Regions from separate parts of the Mus musculus genome. Here region 1 is linked to region 2. Evidence: chromatin loops called from intact Hi-C (ENCODE). Cell type or tissue: gastrocnemius. All regions are shown on one strand.

The links. A loop is a pair of places that touch in the nucleus more often than their neighbours do. Peaks named below come from ENCODE experiments on the same cell type or tissue, not always from the same donor. Only the 100,000 strongest peaks of a DNase experiment are listed, where the experiment ranks them.
Region 1: a loop joins it to region 2, with 7 times the contacts of the local background. A loop is called at or near these places in 10 of 42 quality-filtered maps.

Annotation. Positions count from the first base shown.
Region 1 is chr1:80,240,433-80,248,432 of GRCm38, reverse strand. Gm34098 (a long non-coding RNA gene) reads right to left here. Exons shown (of 3, transcript XR_373579.3): 2 at 982-1,047; 3 at 1-586. Among named protein-coding and RNA genes, the nearest start is that of Gm34098, 8.1 kb to the right of the region's middle. In gastrocnemius, a CTCF peak has its summit at 4,135 (motif pointing right); no DNase peak of the experiment used is centred here; H3K27ac peaks cover 2,458 bases.
Region 2 is chr1:80,177,308-80,185,307 of GRCm38, reverse strand. No RefSeq gene overlaps it. Among named protein-coding and RNA genes, the nearest start is that of 2310015K22Rik, 27 kb to the left of the region's middle. In gastrocnemius, CTCF peaks have their summits at 4,111 (motif pointing left), 4,944 (motif pointing right) and 7,108; DNase peaks (open chromatin) are centred at 4,099, 4,969 and 7,118.

The DNA.
Region 1 (8,000 bases), 63 kb before region 2:
AGTAATAAGGTCAAGCAGTACAATAAACACAAATAGTCAAGGAACAAGCAAGGCAATAAACAAAGTCCCGTGATCACTGTTCCGAAGGGATTATCAGGATGACCAAGATATCTGAGCCTACTTCCCTGTCCTAGCCCAAATTCATATTCTTACATGAGGCCTACTTCTTTGTTCTGGCCTAAAATTAGATTCTTGCCTGAACTTACTTCCTCGTCATGGCCCATGTCAAATTTCTATCTGAAGCCCACTTCCTTGTCCTGGCCCAATGTCAGATTCCTGCCAAGTGGCCCCCAAAAGATCTCCACAGAAAATGATATAGCAAATCTAAAACTAAAAATTAATGGATAAAGAGATTGTGGATCAAGCTAAGGTTTCAATTTTGGAGAACGTTAAATCTCTGAGAGATGTATTTCAGCGAAGCCTTCAAGCTCATCTAAGAACCCTGTTAATTCTTGGCTGAGCAGACATGTGACCGCAGGCAGGACGTGGTGTCTTTATGTTATGCTTGCAGTAGAGAAAATCAAGCAGCAACTAGACTTACTCTATAGGACCTTCCCATCTCTCTGGTACTAGACACATCAGGAACCTATGAATGTAGAAGAAAAGGTTAGGTCAATCCTGGAATGAAGAAAACAGCCCAGAACAAGTTGAAAACAAACCATTTTGTTGGGAGGAGAGAGGTGTAAATAGAAGTTGGCACATAATGAAGCTTGCAACATGTTCCCCAGCAGAGCTCCCTCCCAGAATCCAGGCAGCTAATGGACACCTTCTAGAAGGGTAAGAGAAATGGGTTTCCTTCAAAATAAGAGAGACAACTTGACACCAGGAGTACCTTAAAGCCATGGACTGACCAGAGCTTCTCAAAACAAAGGGCATACTCAAGGTTACATTCCTAGCCTTGGATCTGCTGTCTGGTTATTTATATTTACAGGTAAGTATGAATATAAATATTGTACAGAGAAGAATGTTTAAAAATATTACCTGGGAACAGTATGGCACTGCAGTTGTAACACAAGTGTCATAGACCTATGCTTGTCTTCAGGGAGCCTGAAACAAGAGCAAAGTTTTAAGGTTAAAGTGAAGATTACATAAGCTATTTTGCACACAGTGCTCTCTGGTGACAAGGATCAATTACAAGGGTCAGATCTGTCCACTTTTAACCAGGAGATGTAGGGGAATATCCTTTGAGAAGCTGGGTGGTGGTTGTTGTATTGTTGTTTTGTTGTTGTTTGTTCTTCAGTGCTGGGGATCCAACACTGAGCCTTGACCTTGCTAGCCAAGTGCTCTGTGATGGAGCTCCACCCCTTTTAAGGCAGGATCTTACTGACCTGCCCATTCTGCCTTCAGACTTCCAGTTCTTCTGCCTCAGCCTCCTAAGGAGCTGGCATCACAGGCACGTGCCACCACACAGCCAGAAATATTTTTATGTAAGGTTGTGGGGTCTTCTGTGCAATGTTATGGTTCTGGCAAACTGTTTTGTGGTAGATACTATTCTTAGGCAGTCATGTGCAACATCTTCCTTTATAGCCTTCTGGAAGTATTATTTCTTTTAGTTAGAGTTGACATAAGTAACTCCATTTTGATCCTGACAACATTTATATGAGAAGCCAAGACATAGAACAGCTGATTGCTCTAATTTAAACATGTGACTACTTTCTCAAATAAACAAACAAACAAACAAATAAATACTTAACTCATAATCTGTCCTCTGATCTCACCATACATGCCATAGCACACATACAGGTAAATAGATGTAGTAGAAACATTTTAAGAAAATATATAGTACAAATAAAGCAACAAGAAATCATACTAAAAATAAAACGCAGCACAGTAGTCCCTCCCCCAAAGCACTGGAGAGTAAATTGACACTTTTGGAATTAAAAATACCATCATAGAAATGAAAGACTCTACAAAAGAACTGTAGGATTAAGTTGAGAAAGTGAACTCAAAAGCAAGAAAAGAACAACAAAAATGGAGGTCTGTTCCACGATGTCGGATGCCTACATCAATTCCAGAGAAAACAGGGAAGGAGAAGTACAATAAGAAGCAACTAACATCAAGGAAATAATAATAATAATAAATAATAATAATAGCAATACTTTCTCCTCTTCATCTCCCTCCTCCTCCTCCTTTCTTCTTCTTCTTTAGATTAGAAGAAAATGATGTGAATTTTCAGATGGAATGGACCCACTCAGTGTACTCAGAACAGATCTGATATAATATTACCATGATGAAACAAAATTTCAGATCACAGAGTAGGATGGAAATATGATGCTTAACATGAAGAGAATGGGGATGGAAATTCTGAGACCACAAAATGGACCACACAAGCCATGATAAGTCAGGTTCCTTTATTTGTCTTCACTAAGCCAGTTAAACATTAACAAAAAGCAGAAAAAGATTTACTCAGTGTGGCCACTTTGGGAAAAAAAAAACAAAGAAATTCAATGATATTCCCACAAATCATCTTCAGGACCCTGGAATGAGGTTTATGTTTAAGCAGAGGGCTAGAGATGTGCACAGCTAACGTGTGGTCCCGTGATGTCCATGGCCCATCATTGTCTGGACTCCAGTAGTTTCTACAAGATGGTCTGACAAGTTGTAAATCTCTTTCGAGGTGACAAATCCCACTACAGACTGGCCCAGTTGTCAGCCTTTTTCTTTTCTCAGCATGAAATTCTTACAGAATTCCAATTTCTTGGGGTGTATTGTTTTAATAGTCTGGTAGCCAAATGGAGAGCTAAACTGTCCCTGGAATATTCTCATTCTTTCCAGGCATGCTAGTCACAAAGAGTCACTAAACTAAATGGCAGTTAGGCATCATACAGGTCCTAGAAAAAGAATTAGATAACTAAGGGTAAATCATTAGTGCTAGCTGGAGACTAAGTAAATGTTCTTAGACAATTACACTTAAAGTATAACTTGGATTTTTGTTTTGTTTTGTTTTTGAGACAGGGTTTCTCTTTGTAGTCCTAGCTGTCCTGGAACTCACTCTGTAGACCAGGCTGGCCTCGAACTCAGAAATCTGCCTGCCTCTGCCTCCCAAGTACTGGGATTAAAGGCGTGTGCCACCACTGACCAGCTAACTTGGATGTTTTTAAGCTTCAATAAAATATACTTCCTTCATAATACCTCTGCTTTTGCTCTTTTTATGTGGCCTACTCTAATTTTACTATCCAGATAAAAATAGTACATAAAGAAAGGGTTTTGATGTTATTCAACATCATTCATACACACACACATATGTATATCACATATATACATATATATCCACTACTATATATGTATATATGTGTGTTAGAGATATGATATGTAAAATATATAATATTATATATATTATAGGAAAATATATATATATATTATAGGAAAAATATATATCAGAAAAAAGCTTGGGTATGGTGACTCACACATCAAATCCTAGCACTTGGGAGATCAAGACTGAAGGGCTTCCTGGAGTCTCAGGCTTTCCTGGACTTCACAGTATTAGGTCATCGGGGCTACAAAGTAACAATCTGCCTCACAATAAAATAACAACAGAAAGAACGACCAAGCACAAACACAATGAAAACTAGAAACAGTATAACTACAGCAGCACTTAACTTTCCCAGCAGAGGACTGTGCTGTACATCACCCCAAATAATACAGAAAACAAAGCAGTTTTTGCTTAACACACAGAAATAACACATTAATTCTCTTGAAGAATATTTTCCCCACTGGGTCTTATCAGTACATACCTAACCTTACTTGGATAAAACAGCCCTCCAATCCATTGATGAGTTTTTGATACATTTTGCAAAGACAGAATATATCGTTGAAAGAACAGTAATCATTAACTTACAGCCCAGCTCTGGGTGTGACCTTGTCACACAGTGAGGAACTGTGCAACTGAGATGTAGAATTGGGTCCAACATAATTGACCTGATTAAGCACCCACTCTAGGCTTTACCTGTGTGTGCTTTGCCATTGAAAAAACATGGTTGTCTGTGCTGTTGGCAAAGATGGCTCTATCCAGTTTTGCTGGATGAAACCACAATCTATTGCCACATATTGGGTCGTCTGTACATTTACATAACCTGTCTGGCCTCTGGAGGCATTGGAGTCTGACTCCAGAAATTGCTATAAATAAGCATGTGAAGAATCCACCAGGGGTCAGCACACCAAGCGTGATCATCTCAATGCTCCTATGAATTGAACCGGGGTGGGGAGGGGATCCAAATACATTTAAAAATTGTAATAACTAAAAAAAAAAATCATCCCCCATTTCAAGTAAGCTTGCTTGGACTGCTTTGGTCCTTCCTCCAAGGACCAGAGACTCAACAGTCCCTAAGTCTGATTTCGATACTAAGTGAATCTTATCAGCTCTCCTTTCACTTCTATTGTGAAAGCCCAGTAAAGACAGGCTATCAAAAAGAGATGTGTGAAGAGACAATCTGTTTAAAAAACAAAATAAATGGCCTTGTGGGCCAGGAGGTGACCAGCAATGCACTGTTAAATGCAGTGTCCCTGTCCTCTCCCAAGGACCTATCCTGAAGTTATTAAAGAATATTCCTCATTAGTAAGAGGAGAGAGCCAGAACACAAAACAATGAGCAGAAGCCCAGGACCTCATGAAATATAAGCTAACATTTACAAACTGCTGGCTGTAAAACAACAGGGAAAAAAAAAACAGCCTTAAATTTTGTTCTGCTTCCATAAGTTTGAAACTAACCTAGTGATGGGTAAATTGAACGGGCAATGTGGATGGTGTTTAAGGGGTGCTAAGGGTTCGTTTGCTATTGTTCAAGACAAAGTTATTAGACATTTCAGATTCATTGGATTCAATGTATGGTCTAATATGTACATCACATAAGTAAATATAAGCAGTCCAAGAATAAAAGCATCGTCTGTACAGTAAGTAACTGAAAGAGAACACACAGTTTTACAGTCTGGCGGACTCTAGGAGAGGGGAAACAGGAGAATCCAGAGAAAACAAAAGACAATCACCAGAAGGTCAAAACAAGGGAGAGATGGATGCTTGCAGCCCATCATTGGACTGAGTGCAGGGTATCCAATAGAGGAGCTAGAGAAAGGCCCGAAGGAGATGAAGGGGATTGCAACCCCACAGGAAGAACAACAATATCAACCAACTAGACCCCCAGGAGCTTCCAGGGACTAAGCTATTGACAAAGGAGTACACATGGGTCCAGCTGCATATATTGCAGAGGATGGCCTTCTTATGCATCAATGGAAAGAGAGGTACTTGGTCGTATGAAGGCTCCAGTAACCATGAGCTGAGGATATAACTAGTTCACCATAAAGGAAGAAGTATGAGAATATAGGATCAAAAAATTGTTTCAAATCTTGGCATGATTTAGTGCATTCAGCTCAGAATGCTATATTGTCATAACCTGGGTGACTTACAAATGATAACATTTGTTCATGGCTGTGGAGGCTTAAAATCTACAGGTCAGAGCACCACCAGAGTTATGTTTTATGGGGTTCTCTTTCTGCCTCACAGAGTCTCCTGACTGTGCCTAAAGCAACGGACCAAAGTGTATGGTCTCTGTAAAAGATTGAAATTGTAGCTTCAAGAACCCATCACCTCCAAAGTGTCCCCCTTCCTATCACTGTTACAGTAGTATTGGAGACACGGCTGTAGTAGTAAGGGAAATACGATATTCAGGTCACAACATTTAGTTTTCTCTTCTCGATTTCTTGTTTTTTTCTTTTTTAAAAGATTTATTTATTTTTTATGTATATCAGTGCTCTAGCACAATTTGTATGTATACTTGTGTGCCAGAAGAGGGCATCAGATCTCGTTATAGATGGTTGTGAGCCACCTTGTAGTTACTGGGGATTGAACGCAGGACCTCTAGAAGAGCAGACAATCCTCTTAACTGCTGAGCCATCTCTCCAAGCCCAGCAAATAGTTTCCTTTTACAAGATACACATAATGTTAAGTCACCAAGATAAATTAAAACAGTAGGTTTGGACACTTGTGCCTTGAAAACAATTAAATAACAATCCTAAAATGATAGACTAGCAATATCAAGTTCAGATAACACTGTAACTTAGGGGGAAACATACATTTGAAAAAGATAAATAAAGGAGACATTTAGTGCTTGTGAATTCATCTAAAAATTATCTTTGGGCTGGCTCTTGTAGGGGACCTACTCAGTTGCTCACACCTATTGAATTCCAGTTCAGGGGATCTGATGAGCTCTTCTGGCCTCATCCAGGAGCCAGGCATGGTGCACAGACATACATGCAGACAAAACACCCATATACATAAAATATAAGAACTTAAACAAAGGAAGGATCCGAAAGGAATAAAATATTGTATATGTGTTTGGGGTGTCTCTGCAAATACCATGGCCAACAGAATGTTCATGACAAGAAGGAAATCCAGTTCGACACAACTCAGTAGCCAGTATTAGTTCAAACGTTTAGAGTGTGGTCCCAGGAAGTTGATTTTAGGCATATGGAAGCACAGCAAATTTAGAAAAAAAGTTTCCCGGTGATAATGAACTCAATTCCGTGTGCACGACAAAGCTTAAGGTATGACTACATCAAAACACTTTGCAAAGTACAGGTGACCTCTTCCATAAGGATAGATTTTATAGCTTGACTACACATGACCTCTGACAGGTCTGGGGATAGAATTGGTCTGCTCTCTGTCATACAGATAGCACGGAGGTCCCGGGCTATTAACCACATCCATTCCCAGCCTCCAGAGTAGAAAATGGCGGTTATAGATATGAGTCATTACACTTAGCTTTGTGGAGATTTTAAAAAGCACACACAAACAACTAAAACTTTGCTGAAATAATTATTTTTCTAAAAAAATATATAAAAACTATGAACCTTCCAAATACCAAAACGACAAAGATTCTCATAAAAATGACAATCATGAAAGAAACAGTGTCAGGAGTCAGAAGGTCCCGTTGGCCTCTCACCACTCACAGGACACCAGATCAGATCATTTTACTTACAAAGATCATATATCTATTTCAAACCACTCCACAGAGAGAATGGGGAAGCTGCCCGGCTAATTCTCTAAGGCTAATATAGCCTTGATACTCAGGTGTGAAATGGTAGACAAGAAAGTCTTAGGCAAATTACATGGATGATTTATATGCAAATATTCTAACTAAAGTACTAGCAAGTAGAACTCAGCAAAGTGTCTGTTTAGGAGGCCACATGAAGATTTTAACGCCTTTTTGAACCTCACTTCAAAGCTACACGTCTGTGATTCGGCATAGGATTTGCCTACAGCTGTAAAAACAAGAACCACCTTCTAGAAATTAAAAGCGCACATATTTTATTAGCTTCTCTAAAAATTACTACTACAATTTGTGCTTTTTTTTTTTTTTTTGCCTGGGCTAAGTAGTCAAGATTCCTGTATCCTTTTCCCAAGGGCTGGGATCATAGGAATATATCACCATTCTCAGTTTATCTAGGGCTTCCTGCAAGTTAGCCAACCCTCTACCCACTGAGTTATACCCCAACCCCTAAATTCTTAACATGCTCAAGAGAATCATTTTATTTTGAGATAACTATAGAGTCTCAAAAGAAATAGTATATATATGAGATAATCACAGGTCCGTTTACACAGTTTCCTCCTTGGATAGCATATTGTTAACTGACATGCTACAGTATCATAATTAGACCTCCACACTGATGCTGCTAACACTATAGGGGCCCTACAGTTCATTCTTTTAAAGCCCAGGTTTGTGTTTGTTTGTTTGTTTGTTTTTGCTTTTTAAATCCTGTTTTACTATGGAAACTTTGACTGAGTGCACAGTGGAAAGTGTTGGGCTTAGTCTTCAGTTGAAGGGAGAAAAAAAAAAAAAAAAAGCCCTGTTCACAGTACTTTAAGCTGGGCCAGCCTTTGTAAAGAAAGCCATGTTCACCTAGAACTGGGCAAGCATTAGATCGGTAACCTGATATATGATTGGCTTCTGGAAGCCTTACAAACGTCCTATCACGAGTGGTCTGGCTGCCCTTTCTGGGTAAAGGGTT
Region 2 (8,000 bases):
TTTGTTACGTATTTTCCTCAATTACATTTCCAATGCTATCCCAAAAGTCCCCCATACCCCCCCCCCCCCACTTCCCTACCCACCCATTCCCATTTTTTTTTTTTGGCCCTGGCGTTCCCCTGCACTGGGGCATATAAAGTTTGTGTGTCCAATGGGCCTCTCTTTCCAGTGATGGCTGACTAGGCCATCTTTTGATACATATGTAGCTAGAGTCAAGAGCTCCGGGGTACTGGTTAGTTCATAATGTTGTTCCACCTATAGGGTTGCAGATCCCTTTAGCTCCTTGGGTACTTTCTCTAGCTCCTTCATTGGGAGCCCTGTGATCCATCCAATAGCTGACTGTGAGCATCTACTTCTGTGTTTGCTAGGCCCCGGCATAGTCTCACAAGAGACAGCTATATCTGGGTGACCAAGGCAACTCTTAGAAGGACAACACTTAATTGGGGCTGGCTTACAGGTTCAGAGGTTCAGTCCAGTATCATCAAGGCAGGAGCTTGGCAGTGTCCAGGCAGGCACGGTGCAGGAGGAACGGAGAGTTCTACATCCCCATTTGAAGGTCACTAGGTGAAGACTGGCTAAAGGGGAGCTAGAAGGAGGGTCCGAAAGCCTACACCTATAGTGACACACTCCCACAACAAGGCCACACCTACTCCAACAAGGCCACACCCACTCCAACGAGGCCACACCTTTTCCAACAAGGCCACACCTCCTAATAGTGCTGCTCCCAGGACCAAGCATATTCAAACCACTACACCTGCCAAAGTTCAATTAGGACTACCTCTGACTCTACACATACCACTACACGCTTGCCTTCTAAATGTCCTTCACCAGAGAACAGACAGGATTCAACAAGCTCGGTCTTTGGGAATCGATGTCTTCTGTTGCTGGCCCTGTCATGCTCTACCATTCCTGATTAGGTGATGGACTGCTGAAGGAGATTCCCCGGCACCCCTGCAGGTTCATGAGCATCAGCTCTTTCAGAACTCTGCCCACTGCTGTTTACAGGGCCCCATTAGGTCTAGAGATTCGAGAGTTTACCATGTCTTGATGACTTAAATCAAAGCGGCTTGAGACTTGGAGGTGGTGGTGGGATCGCTCGGTATCTGAAGTGTTTGACACAAGGATGAAGTTCCGAACCAAAGGTCGGCATGATGGTGTGCACCTGTAATTTCAGTACTGGGGAGGTTGAATCAGGATTCCTGAAGCTTGTTGGCTAGCCAATCTAGCTGAAATGGTGAGGTCTGGGTTCTGTGTGAGACTTTGCCTCAAAAAGTAAGGTGGAGAATGGTAGAGGAAGATGCCCAACCTTAAACTCTAGCATGCAAGCACACACATGCACTGGAGTCACACATCCATACAGCACACAGAAATGGAGGTAAAGCGGTTTGCAAATGCTTACTTAACTTGATCTTTGCAGAGAAAATAAATTTCATTCGAATCTCTAAACCACAAAGACCCATTTGGAACTGGATATATATATATATGGCTCCCGGTAATAAAATTTGAGGTATATGCAAGCCAGTTTTGTGGTTTATTTATTTATTTTTCCCATTCACACCAGTATGTCTGGCAGAAACTTTAGGTGAGTGGAGACACACCTGAGACACACCTGAAACACAGCAGGGATGAAAACCTGTTTAAAAGGGTCACTTATTTCCAATGACAGCCCTTCATCAGACACAATCCGAAGGCCTCAGAGAGATAGCAAACTTATCTACTGCCTTGTCTAAATATAATTACAGGCATGGCGGGATGCAAGCATCCTTTCTGCTGTGTTCTACTCAAAACCAGCATCGTTTCTGCCACATGGATGAACACCTACCTGCCTGAAAACTAAGAAAGACAGCACAGAAGATGGGAAATCGAACAGGATCACGCCTGTCAGTGCACAACAAACCATTAGAGAATTCAGTGCACAGCAAACTATTAGAGAATTCAGTGCACAGCAAACTATTAGAGAATTCCGGCAAGATTGGTATCTGGTGGAAAATTAACGTTAATATATTCTTCCTATTCATCACAAATTCACTCTTAAGTGGGAGAAATGGCAGCTCATGGTGGCAATCAAATTACATAACAAAAGGATAAGAAAACTCCCTGAGTACTTTTCCTAATTTCCGCTATGAGCTGAGTTGCGTGTCCTGGAAACATTCCACTATCCCAAGGCCAGGTTAGTTGGCAACAAGACACAAGGGGCCTAAGATGTGATTGTGTGTTACAAACATAAACTTCATCATTTCTCTCTCAGGAGGAGAGGCTGTTGGCAGGCAACCCTCATAGATTCAGTCGCAGCAGGGCTATCTTCTCAAGCGGCAAACGGCATTACCTAAGTTAATGATGAAAGGGTTAATTACTTCAGAAAGAACAATATTCAAGTCTTTGCAGACAATGAAATTAATATTGAAAGACTTACTTGTCAATGGTAAAGAAACAGGAAAAAACGAGGGAAAAATAACTGTGTTAGATGTCTACCAGCAGTAGAGAGAATTCTTCCTTAAAGTGACTCTTCTCAGACCTTCTGCACCAACCACAGCCTCTTCTGTAATATACTGTATTACTGTGGAACATGTAGTTGATTCTTAAAAGTGGTGACAAGACCACCAAGGCCAAAGATTATTGTTTTAATACTAGTATATTTCTCTGCGGTGGTTTCAGTATGGTAAGTACCCCCACAGTCTCATGTGTTGGCTGTGTAGACCCCAACATGGACAAGAGGGGAACAAGGCCACTGTATCAGGTCTTTACAACCCCAATTATATGAAGTCCTTTGTTACAAAGAAGCCAATGCCAGACTCGTCACTTCTGGCATAATACCAAGATTATGACTTATTACTGGGGTTGTCAAAGTCAACATAGCCTGATATCAGGACAATGACCAACCTAGGGGTTAATCCAGTGATAGTTGCCTAAAGTAACAAGATTATTCTGATATATATATATATACACATATATATATATACATATACATGTATATATGTATATATATATGAACAAGAATCTTGTAAAATGGTAGAAGTAGGTCCTATTCTAAGACGCAAGGGCTTGCTTACACTGAGGAGTTGGTTAGATTTCTAGTATCAGTCATGATTTCCTTCCTATTGGCTTTAAGTCCAATTAGACAGCTTTTGACTGTTTCCAAGATATGTGCCACTTGGGGTATGTCTTGCCGTACTGGCTATTGTTGTGGTTCATGGGCATCAGAGCTGGACAGACCTATTGACAGCTTACATAGCACCTGCTGGCATTATGAGAGTTATGCTGCAGGAAGCGAGCTTTCAAGTTAGATCTGGATGGAATATTCAGAGTCCTATATCTGAAGTGTTGGTGTCTTCGGCAACAGGGAAGTACCTTCAACCTCTGAGAGGCAACCGAGGGCAAGAGCAACTGCCTATATTTCTTTGGGAGTCACTTGGACTGTCCTAACCAACAACTCAAACAGAAGTTCCTCACATCCAGTCCAGGGGGGGTTGTTCGTCTATATTGGGTCTCAGAGAAATGACAGGAAAGTTACACTCTTGGTACCTCAACGATATACCAGGCTGCTGAAAGAAGACCTGGACAATGAAAAACGGCAGATAGACATGATTTCATGGAAGGAGGGGACCTGGTGGGGGGGGGGGCGTCAAATGACTATAGGCAGCTACAAAGAGGGATGACTGGTTCTTAACAGGGTGAGTTCCCTGGTTATCCAATACAAAATGATTACTGAAATCATATAAACACAAGCTATACTAAGTGGACTCAGCAGGTGTCATTCATATATCCAAGCATATATGTAACAACAACAACAACAACAACAACAACAGAAAAGAAGGCCATCAATGTGAGGTATTGGAGGAGTGAGGAGAGAGGGAATTGATGTAATTTTTATATTTAGATTAAAGCATTAAAAAAAAAATCAAGAATCCATGGACTTCCTGTAGAGCAGAGTTCAGAAAATACTAATTCAGCGGATTCTATTTCGTTGAAAAATGTCTTGACCTTTCCAGGGAAAAGGTGTTAAAGTCAGCAGGACACATTCTCTCTTTTTCATTCTGTAGTCACAGGTGCCTGGAGAGCTGTGCGCAGCATTTGTAGTAAATGAGCGGGATCCTATCGCCACCTTGTGGGAAGAAATGGAAGTGTTTTCATTCTGAGATTGGATGTAATTATGGATTCCTTTTTGTTTGCTTTTGACTCGTTCTTTTTTTGGGGGGTGCTTTGCTTTTTACGCATATTTATAAAAACTTTTGAAAATTACAAAACACAAATTTAATTTTCCAAAGGGCAAAGAAAGGATCTATCCAGAGCCGTTAAAAGCTGAGGTTTCTCCAGCCCACGTCTATTCCCAGGTGGGCTAAATTCAGTAGCTTCCGTCTCTCTACCAAAATTAGCTAGGGTAGATGGACTAGGAAGGACTCAGGCTGTTAAGGCCTCTGTGATAAGATATCATTTCCCAGATAAATATTTTAAATTCCTTTGTGTTAACTGTCAAGAGGACAGCATAGGTACCTCTAATTTTGCCGCAGCGAATTTGGGACAGGGCCGAAGAGATCATTATGAAATCGGGCTGCCTACTTTGAAAACTTTGTCTAGAGAGAACACTCCCAACCATTGGAAATACAAACAAAGGCTGATTTTAAAAACACCCACAAATTTTCATTGATCTAAACTAATGTAAACATTTTAAAGCTCTTCATTTTAAAGATTAATTTTATTCTACGTGGCTACATAAAGCTGCTTTCATGCAAATGTGTAATATTCTTTGAGTACATTCTCACTTTTTCTTTTCGTCATAAAGTATCTTTGATTCCCAAAACAGGAAAATCCAAGATTATAAGGTTTACTAACCTCTATGCAACTCTCACGGAAGGTTTTAACTTTTAAATTTCGTTTTATATTTTCAGTTCTTTGTGTGTGTCTCTGTTGGTACATGCACATAGATGCAATATCTATAGAGGCCAGAAGAGGGCGACAGATCCTCTGGAGCGGAGTCCCAGGCAGTTATGAGCAGCTGATTTTGGATCCTGTGAGCATCAGGGGCTCTCAATCACCGGCCCTTCTCTCCAGTTCCTGATTGGTTTCTGTCACTAGTTGTGGCATCGCCTCCGTAATGACAACATACTTTAAAGGCTTCCATGACAATATTTTGCTAATAGGTTGTCCTTATAATATTCTTGATCTTTTGCAGTTCCTATTTTGACCTTTTTGTCACCGTCATCTTCAGCACCCATGACATCTCCCCGTTTAGAATTAGCGTACCGAATAGTGAGTTCCATTGTAAGATTTCATACATATAAGGCGCTTTGATACTTGATAGCCCACACCCTCTCCTGTCATCTCCCTCCCTTCTACAGCTCTTCATCCATTTTCATGTACTTTATGAAAAGTTCATATTCAACATAGGAGTAAATAAATTTTGTCTTGTTTGAATCTGGTTTAATCCAGGTTCATTCATTATCTAGCAAAGGACCTGGTTTCAGCCTTCTTAATGGGTAGACACTCTCTCTCTCTCTCTCTCTCTCTCTCTCTCTCTCTCTCTCTCTGTGTGTGTGTGTGTGTGTGTGTGTGTGTGTGTGTGTGTGTGTTACATTTGATGTTTGAAATGCCCCATGGTAGTACAATGGGGTGAAGAAAACCCACAGATCAGGCAATGGCTTGCTTATATTTTTAAAATGTTCAGGTTGTAGTTTTTCGAGAAGAAACTCTTGTGTGCTGTGGGTTCTGTCCTTTTCCAGCATCACCTTTGTTTTCCACGCTTTCCCTGGCTTCTTCCCGGGGGTGGCATGCTCTGCCTGTCCCTCTGTTATTCACTCAGCCACACGTGGTGTTAGGCGGGATCCTCTGCACCCTGTACTCCTGCACTCCTGCGTGTGCTCCGGCCGAAAGCTTCCCGTGCACACAGGGTCCTAGCCTGGCCCGTGGACGCTTCATCAATTCATGCTGTGCCTTGCCAGCTCCCCCGGAGGTGCCATTTCCCGTCATTTTCTTCATTTACTCAGCCCATTTCAAGGCTTAAAAAGAGCTAAGGCTCTATAATCATTCAGTTAGTAAAAATTCCCAAACAGGCTAATTGTTGGGTTAGGTCACATCCGCTCCAGCTATGTTGTTAGTTGTCCATCTGTCTGTGTGTACAATTTGTTATAGGGACCTTCAGTGCCACCTGCTAAAGTGCAGTCTTTCTTAACGGTAGCCACATCTTTATTTTTTGACCAACTCAAGTATGCACCCCTCATTGTGAGAAAAAAAACTAATAAGTACCAGTAATATGCCTTGCTTATAATAACAACACATTTCTTTCCATTGGGATATCTCATAAACAACGAGGAATCCTGGGAGCACGGTGGTCCTGCCTTTCCAGAGATTGAAGATGACATTGTTGCCCAGAGAGCATGGCGGTCCAGGAGCATGTCCCGAGGGAAATACCCTGAGCACTTGGGGCGGGCTGCTTGATCACAGGACACAGATTCCTGAGGACACAGATGGGCATGTGGGGTACTTTTTCTCACCATTGTGGCTAAATGCCTCATATTAATCAATTTAAGGAACAAAGAATCTCTTCTGGCTTAGAGTTTGAGAGGGATGCTGTTCATTGTGGCAGGGGAGTTGTGATAGGGTGAGGGTGCGAGGGTGGAGCCAGAGGTAGCTGGTTATATCACATGTACAGTGAGGAACCAGAAGAGAGATTAGTGCTGGTGTTTAGCTGGATGCTCTTTCCCCTTTTATTCAGTCTGGAATGGCAGCCCAGGAAATGACCTGCAGAGAGAGAGAGAGAGAGAGAGAGAGAGAGAGAGAGAGAGAGAGAGAGAGAGAGAGAGAGAGAGTTTTACAGTCTGTTAAATCTTTTCTGGAAGCATCCTTACACACATTTTCCAAGATGATCCTAATGCCCTAGTTATTTCTTAATCCAATCAAAACCAGCCATCACTCTGGCCACCTGTGACATTGATGGGGTTTTAAAATTTCTCCAAATAAAACATATTCTTCCTGCTCTTAAGCTATATATAGTCTTAGGGTCAAAACAGAGACGTAAAGTGACGTGCACCCTGTGTTAGAATTCTTTTCTGTTAAGCTGGAATTTAACTCTTGAAATGAAAGAAATTTAAACTCTGAAAATAACCCGCCACTCGGCGGCAGTAGTGACCGTTCTATTAAATGCGGTCTGTCACTGTGATGTGTCCTGTGGGCTTTTGACTGATGACGTGAGAATAGAAGAAAGATTTGTTCCTTCTGGAAGGTTTTCCTCCTTTCCCTCACCATTATTACATATTCAATAAAGGGAAATCATGGTAAAAAAAAAAAACCTCACTTACAATTAAGTATGATTATATGAAATTGAACAAATAAAGTAGATCATAAAGTGCTCATGGAAGGTGGACAATTATTAAAATTGTATTCAAAGGCTTCTAATCTCACTTTCACAAGGGAACAAATTGCCAGTGTAAGGCTGAAAATGTGATTCGTGTCAGTGACATGTGTCTTCATTATGAGTCATAACTCCTGCTACTGTTTAGCAGTGAGAAACTATTACTAACTTAAGCTAATAGAAAAGGCCTCTCTCCCTTCAGAAAGGATGTGACTTTGGAACAAGAAGTCACTAACTCTTCCATGATGTGGTGACAACCCGGGGATTTGACCAGCTCAGTATCTCCTCCTTGGAAATGTTGATCGGCACATGGGTGTCACTGAGACCTTGATATTCAACACAAGTGTCAAGAGTCAGGTTTCTATTGTATCGTTCTTGAATAAGCTCGTGTCGATGAAATGGACATGGTGAGTTCTTGGAGCGGGGACTGTGATGGTTGGATGTAAAATGTCTCATGCAGGCTCCTCTGTTTAAACACTTGGTGGCTTCACTGTTAGGAGAGGTTGTGGAGATGTTGGAAGGTGGGGTCTTGCTGTAGGAATTGGATCTCCGGGGAGTGGGAGGGCCTAGAGGGCCAACCTTCAGTCTTACCTTCTGTCCTGCATCACTGATAACCGTCTTCTTTAAAATACTCACAGGGGAAAGGAATCTCAGC